Linked DNA regions of Homo sapiens: region 2 is linked to region 1. A link is an interaction called in ENCODE POLR2A ChIA-PET data of the cell type or tissue named here. Cell type or tissue: PC-3. All regions are shown on one strand. Each heading gives the region's core, and the rest is flanking DNA. Links, peaks and the distances in the headings are about the cores only. Region 1 has its middle 450 kb from the start of ANKRD30A. Region 2 overlaps CCNY (cyclin Y).

Evidence for each region. Peaks named below come from ENCODE experiments on the same cell type or tissue, not always from the same donor. Only the 100,000 strongest peaks of a DNase experiment are listed, where the experiment ranks them.
Region 2: POLR2A ChIA-PET joins it to region 1 with 5 read pairs; 1 of 35 experiments calls an interaction of 5 or more read pairs at or near these places.

The regions. Positions count from the first base shown.
Region 1 is chr10:36,673,883-36,681,721 of GRCh38, reverse strand. No RefSeq gene overlaps it. Among named protein-coding and RNA genes, the nearest start is that of ANKRD30A, 450 kb to the left of the region's middle. In PC-3, for the core only: no CTCF peak of the experiment used is centred there; DNase peaks (open chromatin) are centred at 4,481, 4,781, 5,331, 5,901 and 1 weaker place; H3K4me3 peaks cover 953 bases; H3K27ac peaks cover 2,589 bases.
Region 2 is chr10:35,542,116-35,549,954 of GRCh38, reverse strand. All of the region lies in intron 7 of CCNY (cyclin Y), which reads right to left. Among named protein-coding and RNA genes, the nearest start is that of GJD4, 59 kb to the left of the region's middle. In PC-3, for the core only: a CTCF peak has its summit at 3,037; DNase peaks (open chromatin) are centred at 2,414, 2,894 and 3,524; H3K4me3 peaks cover 1,402 bases; H3K27ac peaks cover 3,093 bases.

The sequences.
Region 1 (7,839 bases), core at 2,567-6,566:
TGAAATACTATAAAAGAAAAGTTATCAGCATTGCCTTGTCTTTTTTATTTTAGGAAGGAAAATTCATTTTACCAATATAATTTATGCCAAGTCATTTTGTGAAAATAATTTTTAGCTTCCAACTTTGATTTTCTTTTTAATTTGACAAGATACAGATTTTGACTACCCATAGTTTTTTTTTTTTTACTGTTATATATTCAGACTAACTAATTTTTAAAATGTTACTTTATCTACTGTTTACAAAAGAAGCCTAAAGAGATTGTTGGGGAATTCTTTTACCTGTAGTCATTTTTTTTTGTTGTTAGTTTGTTTGTTTGTTTTGGACATAGCAGAAATGTTTCTAAATTGGCTGAATCTTCCAAAATTTTCCCAATAAGTTGTCATTTCAAAAGAATATATTTTACTCCCTCAAAATATTCTCTCTTTTATTTAATTCATGTTTAATTCATCTGACAAATGTTTATTGAGGATGTGTCCGTGGGTTCAGCTACATAATATGTTATAGTAAAGATGGTAAAATAAAACAAGATTCATAAAAATACAAAAGGAGTAAAAATAATAATGCACATATTCACAAAATTATTTCTACTATTTATTGAGCAACTGGTAATAATGTATAGCATTTCATTTACGCTATAAATAACATCTCTGCAAGGCTGAATGTTATAGGACTACAGAGCCTGTATTAGGTCTTCTATTTCCTTATAGATGAGGAAACTGAGGCTAAGAGAGGCCTCTGCAAGGCAGGAGCATAATAAGGGGCATATCCAGGATTCAAACAGAGGCCACAGGAAAATCAGAAAGGAGTAAATACAAGGTTACTCGCTAGAGGGTATGGGAAATCAGAGGGGAAACAGCCCTTATGATTAAAGGGATTGTCAAAGGATCAATGCAAGAGGTGGAATTTAGGTGGCATCAGAGATTGGATGTGCCCAGCCAGATGGAGAGAAGGGACAGCTGGATGTGGTCACACTTGTACCTTATAGTAATCTTTCAGAGATTAAAATACTCTGGAAAGAGTAGAATACTCTCTTTGAATGTTCTGGAAATCCCCTTACTTGGGCACATGCTGGTTCATTGTATCTCACATGTTGACTTCTATTCTTGACAGAGCAGTCATGTTTAATAAAGTAACTTTCTAAGGCCTCCAAATCCTCTCAGCAGAAGGAATCCACCACTTCAGTGGTTTCTTTTTTCTATTTTTGTAATTGACAGAAATTGTCTTCATATATGTTTATCACGTACCACAGAATGTTTTGGTGTAGGCATGCATTGTGTAATGCCTCAACTGAGCTCATTAGCATATGCTTTCCCACACGGGCTTATCATTTGTGTGTGTGTGTGATGAGAACACTTAAACGTGTACTGTCTTTACAATTTTCAAGAATTCAGCACACTGTTATTAACTATACTTCCGCGGTTTCTTTAAATGCTACTGAATAAGCATGAATAAACTCCGCATAACAAAACGTCGCAGAAGAGGGTCACCTAGAACCACTGGAAAACCCAATGTACTTCTGTGGTAATTAAAAAGAGGCCGTTTGCCATGATTACCGCTCCAACCCCTCCCCTGAGCTCTAGACTGGAGATATCTTTGCCTGTTTGGGTGTCAGAGGTATCTCACACTTGCCATGTTCAAAACTAAACTCTTGGTTTCACCCAACAAAACCTCTCATCCCAATCTTCCTCATTCAGTAAATGGCAACTCTGTGTTCATTCAAAACCAAAACCCTGAAGTCACTTCTGACTCTCCTCTTTGTCTTGTATAAAAACTCATTCGCTCTTTCTTCAGAATATGTTCAGAATAGGAGTGAGTATCACTGATCTCTCCAATATTATCTTAATCCAAACATCATCCTCTGGCTCGGGCCCGCTCAGCAGCTTCCTCTCAGACCTGCCTGTCCCCACCCGTAGTTCCTGCAGTCCATTCTCCCTGCAGTAGCTCAGAGGGACCTTCTACAAATAAATACAATGACATCACTCCTCTGCCCCAACCTGCAGTGGCTTTCCATATCACATCAAATAAAATCTAAAGGCCTTTCAGTGTCTCTTTGGGAATTGAATTCTCTGCTCCAGCTCACTCAGTCTCACTCAGACTCGCTGGCTCGCTGGCTCCCTGGCTCTGCCAGGAGCACACGAGGTCCCCGCCCACGTCAGGCCCTTGGCACTTGCCCCTCCTGGGCCTGGAATGTGCACCCCCAAATGTCTGCAGAGCCAGCTTTCTCATCCCATTTAGGTCTCTGTTTAAATGTCCCCTTATCAAAGAGTCTTATCCCGAGTACCCTGTATTAAATAATACTTCTCCAAAGATCCTTCTCCCCAGGCCACCATGTGTGGCAGTGCCTTGTGCCTGACACATGGGTGCCTGGGGAGGAGGTGGGCCAGGCCTGTGACCCACCTTTAAATTCTTAAAAACAATGGTGTTTTTTTTTTTTGGAAATGGATTCTCACTCTGTCGCCTAGGCTGGAGTGCAGTGGCGCGATCTCAGCTCATTGCAACTTTCACCTCCCGGGTTCAAGTGATTCTCCTACTTCAGCCTCCCGAGTAGCTGGGATTCCAGGCGCACGCCACCATGCCTGGCTAATTTTTGTATTTTTAGTAGAGATGGGGTTTCACCCTGCTGACCAGGCTGGTCTCGAACTCCTGACCTCGTGATCCGCCCGCCTCGGCCTCCCAAAGTCCTAGGATTACAGGCGTGAGCCACTGTACCCGGCAAAAGAGTGTCTTTTTAACTTACAGTGGGGTTATGTTCCGAAAAGTTACTATAAGTTGAAAATATCATAGTTGTAAAATGTATTTAATACCCTGATAAATCTATCATAAAAATGAAAAATCATATCATGAGTCAAACCATGGTGAGTCAGTGACCATCTGTTTATATATACATGCACACACATATGTACACACATATAAAATATCATATATACATATGTTTACATAATAATTACACATATGGTTATATATATATAATCTCTCTCCCACCAGAATATAACCTAACTTTCACCAGAATATAAGCTTAGCAAGACAGAAACTTTATTGTGCTGTATTCTGGGTTACCCAGCTTCTAGAACAGTGCCTAGCATTTGGTGAGCAAAAAACAAACAAATATCTGTCGATGAATTAATGGATAAGCCAATAAATAAATTGTATGTGCGTGGGAAAAATATTGTAAGTGTATCTGAGTATAGAAGTTCCAAAAATATTTAAGATATTCAGAAGCTATCATAATATTTTAAACAAAACTCATCACTCAAAGAATGAAGGCACAATTGAGATAGTGGATTAAGTTAGAAAGGGTGTTGTGTGAAGTGTTTGTTGAATACTGGTTGAAAAAGATAGGCTTTAGCTTTTGTAGACCTGCACATTTTTGTTTGTTTGGTTTTTGTTTTTTTTGTTTTTTGTTTTTTGTTTTTTTTGAGACAGAGTCTTGCTCTGTCGCCCAGGCTGGAGTGTAATGGCGCGACCTAGGCTCAGTGCGTCCTCTGCTTCACGGGTTCCAGTGATTCTTCTGCCTCAGCCTCCCGAGTAGCTGGGATTACAGGCACACGCCATCATGCCCCACTAATTTTTGTAGAGACAGGGTTTCACCATGTTGGCCAGGCTGGTCTTGAACTCCTGATCTCAGCTGATTAACCCACCTCGGCCTCCCAAAGTGCTGGGATTACAGGCGTGAGCCACCACGTCCAGACTCTGCACATGTTAATTCGGGGTAATTGCTTTAATTTATGTGTCCCAATGTGGCATATTATAGAATGGTTGATTTGGTTCGAACGCATTTAACCAAAGTCATAAAAAGGGAAAATTATCTTACTTTGTAGGAATTTTAATAAAAAATTTATTTCCTTTATCTCTAGCCTTTACAATCTGCAATGAAGCAAATGACTAACTCATTTTCTTGTTGAAGATCTAGTAGAGCATTTGCATCAGATAATAAGTCTAAAGAGTTATATAGATGATAATTGTTATTATATATTACAAGATAGATGGCTAAATGGAAATTCAGAGGGTTCAAGTGATTTGCCACATTGACATAGGAAGCAGGGACACAGCTTGGACTGGACTCGAATCTCCTGCTGAGCCTACTGCTCTTTTGACAGCAGAGTGTTTTCTCTTTATGGAACAGATGTTACCACTCCCTGTTTGTACAAAATGTTCCACAGCAGCTCCAGAAGCTCAACCACCTACTTCATCTGGTTCCTTCCACCTGTGTCCTTTGGAAAAATAAATTGACATAATACATAATCATTAGGAGAACCACTTGCTTGGCCGCTCTTCCCATCCTATGTCTTTACCATCCTGATGCTATTAGCCAAGAGAGTGCCAAAAAGCTGCTTCTCCTCCCTACGATTTAATTCCTAGCTTTTATTGTTCATTAAATACATCTAAATCAAATCTTTACTGCCTGTTTTATGTTCATGGAGGTACTGAAAACTCTTCTTGCCTGGGTCAGCACAGACGCTCAGAGTTGTTGACTCTACCAATGGTATCATCTTTCAAGCTGAAGCTGAGTAATAGATATTTTGGCTGGGATTTTTCTAGAGCCATCCTAAACTTCTATCATCTGTAGGTCTCTTGCTGTTTTTCTCTCTCACACACACACACGCACAGACACACACACACACTTGCGTGTATGCTCACACACACACGTGCACAGAGCACTCAACACTCGGTAGCACCTGGTGAACAAGGAGATGAAATTAACCCTCATTAGGCTTTATCATAAAAAGAGCATGTTTGGCTGCAATAGGTCTTCCTAATCTGGTTTTCATTCCTCAGAAACCACACATTGGCCTACCATGAATACTCTGCATCAGGCAGCAGGAGGAAGTGTTTTTGTGAGCTGTAATTGAAAGGCTATTTATACCCCACATGCAATTATCAGCTCTCTGTTCCTAGCTCTTAAAGATGCCTAGTTTGAAGAAGCCATTCAATTAGTTGCACATGTGAATGATTTTGCTGCAATATTACCTGCAGCTGCTGAGGATAGCAAAGTTTATCATTCTATTAACCCCACAATTAACCCTCATTACATGGCCTGCTCAGTACAGGTGCACCCCCAGAATATGTTCAGTTTCTGAATGGCCAAACCCATTACACAAGGAGACACTATTGTGGCTGAAGAGTACATGCCTACTACATGTGCTTCTGATTTAGAGAGTGACTGACTGATTGGATTGAGCAGGGTGTCTTTAGCAACAGCACATGAACAGCAGGGGTACACCATTTGCAACCTATGTAATTTCCAGCTTGGCTGCTTGCCACTGCAGAGTACTGACTCTCACAGCCGTGGCCACATAACCACTGTGCCCATAGAATGCCAGGCCAGACCCTCCTCCCACCCCAAATCATCATCACCCTAGGCAGGAAGAACATATGATGTCCTGGATAAGAAAGGTGAGCAATGGAGCCGGTTTTACACAGACCTTTTGCCTCCTTCAAATATTGTCAGGATCCTTCGAAGTCATAAACTGGACCATTTTAGGGGGAACATTTTTCTTGTTTGGAACATTATGCTTTGTAAGGTGTTGGTATTATAATAGCTAAACCCAGTGCCTTCCTTATTCTCTTTGATTTTTGTTGTTGTTGTTTTGTTTTGTTTTTGAGAAACAGGCTTCTGTTGAACCGACCTAATCCATGCTGTTAGAACAAATAACATTTCTTAATTTGATCCTCAGTAAGATTAAGTGTATCCTACAGTTTGGCACTTAAAAACCATTTTATTTCTTAGGAGAAAATTTTCCCTTCAGCTCCACTTTTCTCCTGTGTTGAATTTGTCTCTCTTGCATGTGGAGGGCGTGGCACATTGCTAACTGCACCACATCCATACCTATCGCCCCAGAAGGTCAATAGAGGCTGGCAGGGTGTGACACTGGATCTCTTGACTTGCAGAAAAATGGGTCCAGTGACTCCCAGAGCAGATATTTCCCACTGGGAGGAGTCAGACTTGGTGGCCAGTGAGTCAGATTTTGGCTTACCGGCATTGCTCTTACTTCCACCAACTTTGCCGGCATGGAGTCGTCAGTCAATGCAGAATCCCTTCTTTATTTATCTTAGACCTACTGACCTCAGTGAATGAAAAACAGCTGTTTTCACACTGCTGGCTTCGATGGCCAGTGGAGTTCAATGTCCATGATAACTGCAGAGTGGTGATTTGAGTTATATGATCAAAGTTTATGTTAAGTCATCTTCAGTTAGCAGGACTGTGTCTTAAATTGCTAACTCTGTGCAGTGACAATGTAATGAAAAGCATACTGTGTTGAGAGCCAGAAAATCTGGCTCTGCTGCTCACAGAATCATGGTCTTCAACAAGTCAACTTAACCCTTCCAGACCTCAATTTTCTCTTCTGTTGAATGAAGCAAATAGACTGAATCCATGCATTAGAAAACAAAACAATGTATATATGACAGAAGACAATGGTGAACAAAAGACAAATAGACTGTGTTTCTATAAAGTCCAAAGTCTAAACAAATGAAACAAACACAGGTATGATTAGAGAGGATTATTGATTGTATTACCTTTGGGGTTCTATGAGAAATAATCAGAGTGAGAAAACAGCTCTCTCTGAGGAGGTGATGGTTGAGGACCAATATGAAGAGGACAAAAATCAGGCATGTGTAGAAGGTGGGGGCTGGCAGAAGAGGGTAGATATTGGTGAGCTTGAAAAACCAAAGAGGCCTTTGTTTGGAGCGCAGTGGCATGATCTCAGCTCAATGCAACCTCCGCCTCCCTGTTCAAACGATTCTCCTTCCTCAGTCTCTTGAGTAGCTGGGATTACAGGCACTCACCACCATGACCAGCTAATCTTTGTATTTTTAGTAGAAACGGGGTTTCATCATGTTGGCCAGGTTGGTCTTGAACTCCTTACCTCAGGTGATCTGCCTGCGTTAGCCTCCCAAAGTGCTGGGATTACAGGTCAGGTCAGAGATAATCATGGCATCTGGTAAGTGAGAGAGAAGAGCAATAGGAAAGATTCTAGAGCAAAGACGAGGATGAAATCCTGCAAGGCCTATGGTCCAGATGAAAATGTCTGAAATACAAGCACAGCGGGAAAAGAGTTTGAAGCAGAGAAGTATGATGATCCCAATACATTTTTTTTTTTTTTTGAGACAGAATCTCACTATGTCACCCAGGCTGGAGTGCAGTGGTGCGACCTCGGCTCACTGCAAGCTCCACCTCCCGGGTTCACATGGCTCCTAATACATTTTTAAATATCTCTCTCCATGCAAAGTCAGAGGAGGAATTCAGGGACACAATCCACTGCACTGGGAGAGACAAGGAACAGGGCCAATTAGTATTATGTTGGTGCAAAATAAATTGCAGTTTTTGCCTTTTAAAAGTAATGGCAAACACTACAATTAATTTTGCACCAACCTATGAGATAGAAATCAAGTTTGCAGTAATATATAGACAACAAAGTGATGAAAACTTATGAAGAGACAAACGAATCAGAGGGAAGCAGTCAGAATTGTAGAGTGCCTTATGTTCTTTCAATAGTAAGAATCAAGGGAAGTCAGTGAAATGAGGATGCTGGAATTTAATCCAGTAAAGACCAGTCACCTTGACAATGAGCCCCCACACTTTGATAGTGATGATATAGTAAAAAGGAAGAAAAAACAAAAAAAAACCACCAAAGCTTATGAAGTAAATAATAATTAAGATCAGACCTACGTATGGTCTCTCTAGCTGCCCCTTGGGAAATGTGTGCCTCAAATAAAAGATGGGACCATGATGGGAAGAATTGCTATTTTGAATAGAAATAATGAATTTTGTCTGCCAGCTCAAATGCTTCTGGTGGTGCTGCAGACCTGCTGTGACTGACACTGGTTTACTTACAACC
Region 2 (7,839 bases), core at 1,901-5,900, 1.1 Mb after region 1:
TAGGGTCATGTGTCATGAGCAGCGCAGGGTCACGAGCACTGTAGGGTCATGTGTCATGAGCAGCGCAGGGTCACGAGCACTGTAGGGTCATGTGTCATGAGCAGCGCAGGGTCACGAGCAGTGTAGGGTCATGGGCCATGAGCAGCGCAGGGTCACGAGCACTGTAGGGTCATGTGTCATGAGCAGCGCAGGGTCACGAGCACTGTAGGGTCATGGGCCATGAGCAGCGCAGGGTCACAAGCAGTGTAGGGTCACGGACCATGAGCAGCGCAGGGTCACGAACAGTGTAGGGTCATGGGCCATGAGCAGCGCAGGGTCACGAGCACTGTAGGGTCATGTGTCATGAGCAGCGCAGGGTCATGAGCACTGTAGGGTCATGTGTCATGAGCAGCGCAGGGTCACGAGCACTGTAGGGTCATGGGCCATGAGCAGCGCAGGGTCACGAGCACTGTAGGGTCATGGGCCATGAGCAGCACAGGGTCACGAGCACTGTAGGGTCATGTGTCATGAGCAGCGCAGGGTCACGAGCACTGTAGGGTCATGGGCCATGAGGAGCACAGGGTCACGAGCACTGTAGGGTCATAAGCCATGAGCAGCACAGGGTCACATACAGCATAGGGTCACGTGGCTTGACCAGCTACTCTGCAGAACCCCCCACCCCTCATCCCTAAACCACAGTCAGAGTGAGAGGGTCTAATGCTCCCCAAAGCAACCAGAAGCTTCCTTGTGGCTTATTTTGCCAGGTGCAGTTGTGAAGCCCCTGAGAAACTGGTGAGGTGGGGAGGGGCAGGTCAGACTCTTCTCTGCCTCTTCGAGAGAAGGGGTTTGGCATGATGAGGGGCGGGGGGGGGTGGGGTGGGTGGTGAGGGGCACGGAGTTGGCACCCAACTGTTTGCTGAATGAAAACATCCATGACTAATGGTTTCTTGCTTAAAAAGATTATTGTTCTGTGTTCAGATTACTTTTCTGTGTTCAGTGCTTTACTAATGAAACAGCAGTTTTTTAAATCTTAAAAACCTGGATTTTTATGGCTTATCAGATGTTCCTTAGAATGGATCAGGGCACTGTACTGAAGACAAAGTAAAAATCCTAAAAAGAAAGTACGGTTAACCCCTGAACAACACAGGTTCGAGCTGTGTGGATCCACTAATACGCAGATTTTTTCGGTAACAGTTACACCGAATGCACCTGCCTCTCCTGCCTCCCTTCCACCTTCTCCACCTCTTTCGCTTCCACAGCCCCAGAGGCAGCAAGACCAACCCCTCCTCCCCTCCTCAGCCTACTCAACGCGAAAACAACCAGGATGACAACCTTTATGATGATCCACTTCCACTTAATGAATGGGAAATATATTTTCTTGGCTGGGTGCGGTGGCTCAAGCCTGTAATCCCAGCACGTCGGGAGGCCAAGGTGGGCAGATCACAAGGTCAGGAGATCGAGACCATCCTGGCCAACATGGTGAAACCCCGTCTCTACTAAAAATACAAAAATTAGCTGGGCATGGTGTACGCGCCTGTGATCCCAGCTATTTGGGAGGCTGAGGCAGGAGAACTGCTTGAACCCGGGAGGCGGAGGCTGCAGTGAGCCAAGATCGTGAAACTGCACTCCAGCCTGGGTGACACAGCGAGATTCCGTCTCATAAAATATATATATATATATATACATAAATATATATATTTATATTTATGTATATATATATTTGTCCTTATTTTCTTAACATTTTCTTTTCTCTGGCTTACTTCATTGTAAGAATACAGTATAGCATACATATAACACGAAAAATAAATAATAATCAAATGTTTATGTTACAGGTAAGGCTTTCAGTCAACAGTAGGCTATTAAGTTTTGGGGGGTCAAAAGTTACATGTGGATTTTCAACTGTGCAGGGTTCCATGCCTCTAACCCTGGAGTTGTTCATGGGTCAAGTGGAGTAACATGTTTCAAATCCCAAAGGCAAATAGCCAATAAGCTGTAGTAAGAGGTTCTAAGTATACTGATAATAAAATGGAAAACCATTACAGGGAAAGACCACCTTGACCTTCCCAAATTAGTTGGGTGACCCTCTGCTTGCTCCCAATGCTGCATTTATCTCAGTAGTGTAAGGGCCTCTTCCCTGGATAGGAAGCCTGGATAAACCCTCATCTCATCCCCAGTATGTGCAGCATCTAGCCCAGGGGCCGGCAGAGCGTGCTCCCTGAATGCATCATGGGCATATGGGGTCCTGCAGGGACGACAAGGGACCGCATCCACACAGGGCTCCGGCAGGCTCTTGAAAGAGCTATGAAAGGGCAGATTTCCAGCCCAAAGGAAGTCAGCGGGACTACATACGAGTGATTCGCTAGTAAAACGACCACAAATAATGGCATTCAGGAAAGAGAACTGCATCGACAAGGTGTAGTGAATTAAGGGAAACTGAGTCCTTGGCTTGTGAGACAGGTGCAGTGGTGAACAACAAAGTTCAGAGGAGGCAGCTATGGGCACACGGGAAGCCAAAGAGACCTTCAAATAAGGCCCAGGAAGTCATGAAGCACGGCATTGTAACTGCACTGGAAAGGCCTTTGTGGGGGTTTCCAAGGGTCCTTCACTCAACAATAGCATTTGAGTGTGACAACTGTTGGTGGAAAAAAGAAAGTCACTCAAGAGAGCTGAATAACCTTATCAATTTTTGGAGATTTTCATTTTTAACGGCATTTATTATATTAAGTTTGAACAGAAAGAATAAGCTAATGTTTTAGATCATAATTGTCCTCTGTGTGAACATCGTAACTCTTCAGATAAAGATCTAGGTGAGGCTCAGTGGAATTCTAGCTGGCACTGATCTTAGGGCCCCAGGCTGCGTATTTTACAAAGGCTGATGACAAATCCTCTTACTCTCCAACAAAGAGACAACCAGAAAATGTGCAATACCACTGTGCTGAGAGCAGAAAACAGGGACTGGGCCTAAGTAAACCTCCAGATCATTAAAGCAGCAGAAAAAGAAGACTGTGACTCAATCTTCACCCAGATCCCAGAGATTCCACTCCTTTACAGACATGAGGCGCTGCAACCTCCCAAGCTCTCCGCAGAGGTCAGTGCTCACTGGCTCAATACAAAAAGCTGACTATGTTTTCTTCTGACTTTTAACTTACCTTAGTTGATGAATATTAATAACTATATTAGTAATATTTAAGAGAATACTTAATGTTTGGGAAAAAAACAAACAGTCATGAACCAGGTGTGATATTCCATTACGGCTAACTGAAGCAATCAGACAACACAATACATCCTGTAACAGAGGGAAAGCAGTTGCTATATTGGGAGATAAGGCATTCATGGTAAGCTAGACTTAAAAATATGTAATTTAGCAAAACTTGCCAATAAAACTATAGTCAAGGGTCAGCTGCAACTTCTTTAGTAAACTCCCACTTGGATATTTTAACTCTCTGCCAAGTAAAATAATACACGGTTGATTTTTCTAAACAATATCCCACGACCATTGCTAACAGGTCACTCTTACTCAGTTAAGTTTTCAGATTTAATTCATGAGAATGACTATCCTAAGAAGTCTCTCTGGAAACCACAGGTTAATGAGCAACTATGGAGCTACAAAGAGGCATCAGCTGACTGCACATCACAAAGCTGTTCAGAGGCATTTGGAGGGGATAAAACTTGTGGAATTGAGGATATATGCAAATGAGATCCCAATGATGCTGAAATTATTCCAATCCAATTTTAAAGAGTAATACTAGGCCGGTTAATTGTCTGAATCTGTACCAGATATAATTTCTTTCTGGACTTTAAATCTGCCGTCTTTCAGCTGTTTGGTTTGGATGATTAGAGCATGTTCCAATACGGCTGAGGTTGAAATCATACGGGTGAAGACTGTGAAGTGAGTTGGTAGCTTCACTCCATTCTCAATTACACCCTAATTCCAGAGTGCTGTCTCATAAACATACTATTTTGAGGGAATGGGGGTAGCTACCTAAACTCCCTGTATTCAGCAATGCTCCATAAATTATCACTTTTATGGCCAACAAAAATAATTTAAAAAAGTAATTATTATTTTCTGTTTATAAAATTTCTGCCAGTTTCACATTTGGATTCTTTTTTGTACCTGATGCTGGAAGATTTTCCAATAGCCTGGAATACACATTTATATTATTAATATAGGTTAATAAATTAATATAAAGTATAATCTTTACCCTAAACTACAGCAATAACCTCCTTGCTGGTATCCCTGGAGAGATCTTAATACAAATCTTACACGATTCTGTTGGTATCCTGTGGATATGGGTTACAGTGTGTCCCCTCTTCCAAAATGCATATGTTGAAGTCCTAACCCCAAGTGCCTCAGAATAAGGCCTTATTTGGAGACAAGGCCTTTACAGATGTAGTGGAGTTAAAACGAGGTCATTAGGGCAGGACCTAACACAATATGATTGGGGCCCTTACATAAAGGGGAAACTTGGAGACAGACATGCACACAGGAGAACGCTGCGTGAGCATGAGGCTGGGCACCCACACATTGTAATACGTCAGAGAGAGGCCTGGAGCAGAACCTTCCCTCACAGCCCTTGGAACTAACCCGGCCAGTGCCTTGATTTCGGACTTCTGGCCTCCAGGACTGGGAGACAATGAAGTTCTGGTGTTGAAGCCACCCAGTGTGCAGTACATTGTTCTGGCAGCCCCAGGGAATTAACAGAATATCTGTCTAAAGACCTTGACGGCTCCCTCCCACCTGAAGCAAAGCTGGCAATCCACAGTCCGGGAGTAGCTCACAGACAGGTTTCGTTTGGCTTGGAGATTTCTTTTAAAAATCTCAGCTAACAACAGGGAACGTTCAAAAATAAGTCTGGGTTTCTTTGAACACTGGAAGGCCCCAGCCCCTCATTTCTACATGGCAAGGATTAGTCATGTTGTGATTTTCAAATGTTACTGAGTGTACATGCGTGCACACACATGAACACATGCTTGCTTAGCATTTGCCATCAGTAACAACCCCCTCTGCCCTCTAAAAGGAGGCCTTTGCAGCCCAGGAAATGATCCTGATCATCTACCTAAAAATGTATATAAGCAGAAGAGAAAGAACAAAACAGCACAGTGTGCAGCAAAGAGTGAACACAGCAAGCCTGAGACTGCCATGCTCAGAACAGGCTGCTTCTGGGGCTGACCTCAGTTGGCATTTGAAGAGTGTCCATTTCAGGAGGGCTCCTAGCATTCCCAGGACAGGTAAGAGCAGCTCACTATGCACACAAGGTGTACAAACAAGGTGGTTTATGCTGAGCCTGCTTTCCTTCTGGGACTCTGGAATTTTGATATGTGCTAAACAGAGGATGTCTGCGTAACCAACACTCAACACAAACCTTGGGTGCTGTCTCTAATGGGCTTTGCTGGTGGACAACATCTTGGAAGTATAGTCATACGTCATTTAACAATGGGTACATTCTGAAAAATGCTTCATTAGGCAATTCAATCCTTGTGGGAATACCATAGAGTGCACTTACACAAAAGCAGGTGCTACGGCCTACTATTAACCTAGGCTATGTGGTATGACCTATTGCTCCAAGACTGCAAACCTGTATAGCACATGACTGTACTGAATATTGTTGGTAACTGGAACACAATGATGAGTATTTGTGTATCTAAATATATCTAAACAAAGAAAAAGCACCATAAAAATATGGTATTGAAGATAAAAATGGTCCACCTGTACAGGGCACTTACAGTAAATGGAGCCTGCAGGACTGGAAGTTGTTCTGGATAAGTGAGTGAGTGGTGAGTGAGTGTGAATCCTAGGGCATTACTGTACACTACTGTGGACTTGATAAATGCTGTACATTTAGGCTCTATTAAATTTATGAAAAAGATTTTCTGTAATAATAAATTAAACTTAGCTTACTATAACTTTATAAACTTTAAAAATTTTTTAAACTTTGGACTCTTGTAATAACACTTAGGTAAAAACATACATCATACAGCTGTACAAAAATATTTTCTCTCTTTATATCCTTATTCTACAAGCTATTTTATATTTAAGTTAGTTTTTAATTTCTAAACTTTTTTGTTAAAAACTAAGACATCAACACACATTAGCCTAGACCTATACAGAGTGAGGATGATCAATATCGCTGTTTTCCGCCTCCATATCTTGCCCCACTGCCAGGTCTCCAGAGGCAATAATACACACAAAGCAGTGGTCTCCTGCCTGCTTCCAGAACACCTCCTGAAGGACCTGCCTAAGGCTGTTTCACAGTTAACTTTTTTTTTTTTAAAATAAGTAGAAGGAGTACATTCTAAAGTTAAGAATAAAAAGTATAGTATAGTAAACACATTAAACAGTAACAGAGTCGTTTATTATCAAGTATTATATGTACCGTGCACATGCTAGACTTTTACATGTCTGACAGCACAGGTTTGCTTATATTAGCATCACCACAAACACCTGAAACCTAGGATACGCTAGGATGTTATGACGTCACTAGGCGACAGGAATTTCTGAGCTCCACTATAATCTTCTGGACAAATGTCATATATGTGGTCCATCGTTGACTGAAACACCATTATGTGGCACATGACCATATTGTTACAGCTCATTGCTGGGGGATCAACTGTGTCCTGTATGACTCCATTGGGAGAGGACTCTTTTTCCTTCAGACTTCGACCCATGGGCCCTCCCCTTTTTGCTGATTTTGCATTGTACCCTGACATTGTAATATGTCACAGCTGTAGAACTATATGCTGGGTCCTGTGAGTCCTTTTAGTGAATAATCAAACCTGAGGTGGTCTTGGGGACTCCCAACACACACAGTATTTTACAAATGGCAGGCTGCACCCGATTAGTGGGGTTTTAAACAAATATACAAGATTATGAACAGCATTCTTTACTGAAATTTTTTAAAAAATGAAATAGATGTTAAAGAGTAGATCTAACAAGTTGAGGTATCTGTTTATGAAATCCTGGGCAGTGATGTGCGCTAAGATGAATATAATTTGTATTGCACTTGCCTTTAACTTTACTGAATTTGCATAGGCATGGCAACTCTTAGACTCCCTGTCACTAAGTTTAGATAACTAGTGACTTGACCACCACTTATTATTTGCCAGCAATTGAAGGAACAACTGAATATGTCTGGACTCATCACTGAATAGATGCCACCTGAATAACAGCTTTTGAATTCCTCAGAATCTATTAAAAGTGACCCATAAAGGAAGTCTTTCAGGGTCAGACTCAATTGATTCCACAGTCACTTCACCATCAGAGCACAAGACTCTGAGAAGGGATTTGGAGGCTGCAGTTCAGGGGTTGAATGGCAGGCATCGGACAGCCGTGCTGCAATGGCTGGGCCCTGCCAAGGCCTCCCCAGGCTGAGACCCAACCCCACTTGGCATGACCAGTGGTCCTGACAGGCTGATGTAACAAGCACTCTTCTCAGAATGCATCACCTAGGGAGGTGGAACACAACTGCCTGCATACGTGTGGTTTGCACAGAGTGACCTCATTCGAAGGATACACAGTACAGAAAGTGGAGAAAAAGAGTGACTACAAAGCAGAGAAACCTGACAAACACAACCTCAGCCAGGGATCAAGGTTATCATCAATAGTCATGAGTCATGTTGATCAAATGTACCTTTGATGTGATGTGCTAAAAATGGTGCTTTACCTTTGTTATTTTCCTCCAAAAAAACATACAATCCCAGTCTAATCATGACAAAAACGTCAGACAAATCCCAAGTTAGGGACATTCTACAAAAAAACTAGCCAGCACTCCTCAAAACTGTCAAGATCATCAAAAACAAGGAAAGCCTGAGAAACTATCACAGCCAAGAGGAGACTAGGGAGACACGGCAACTAGATACAAT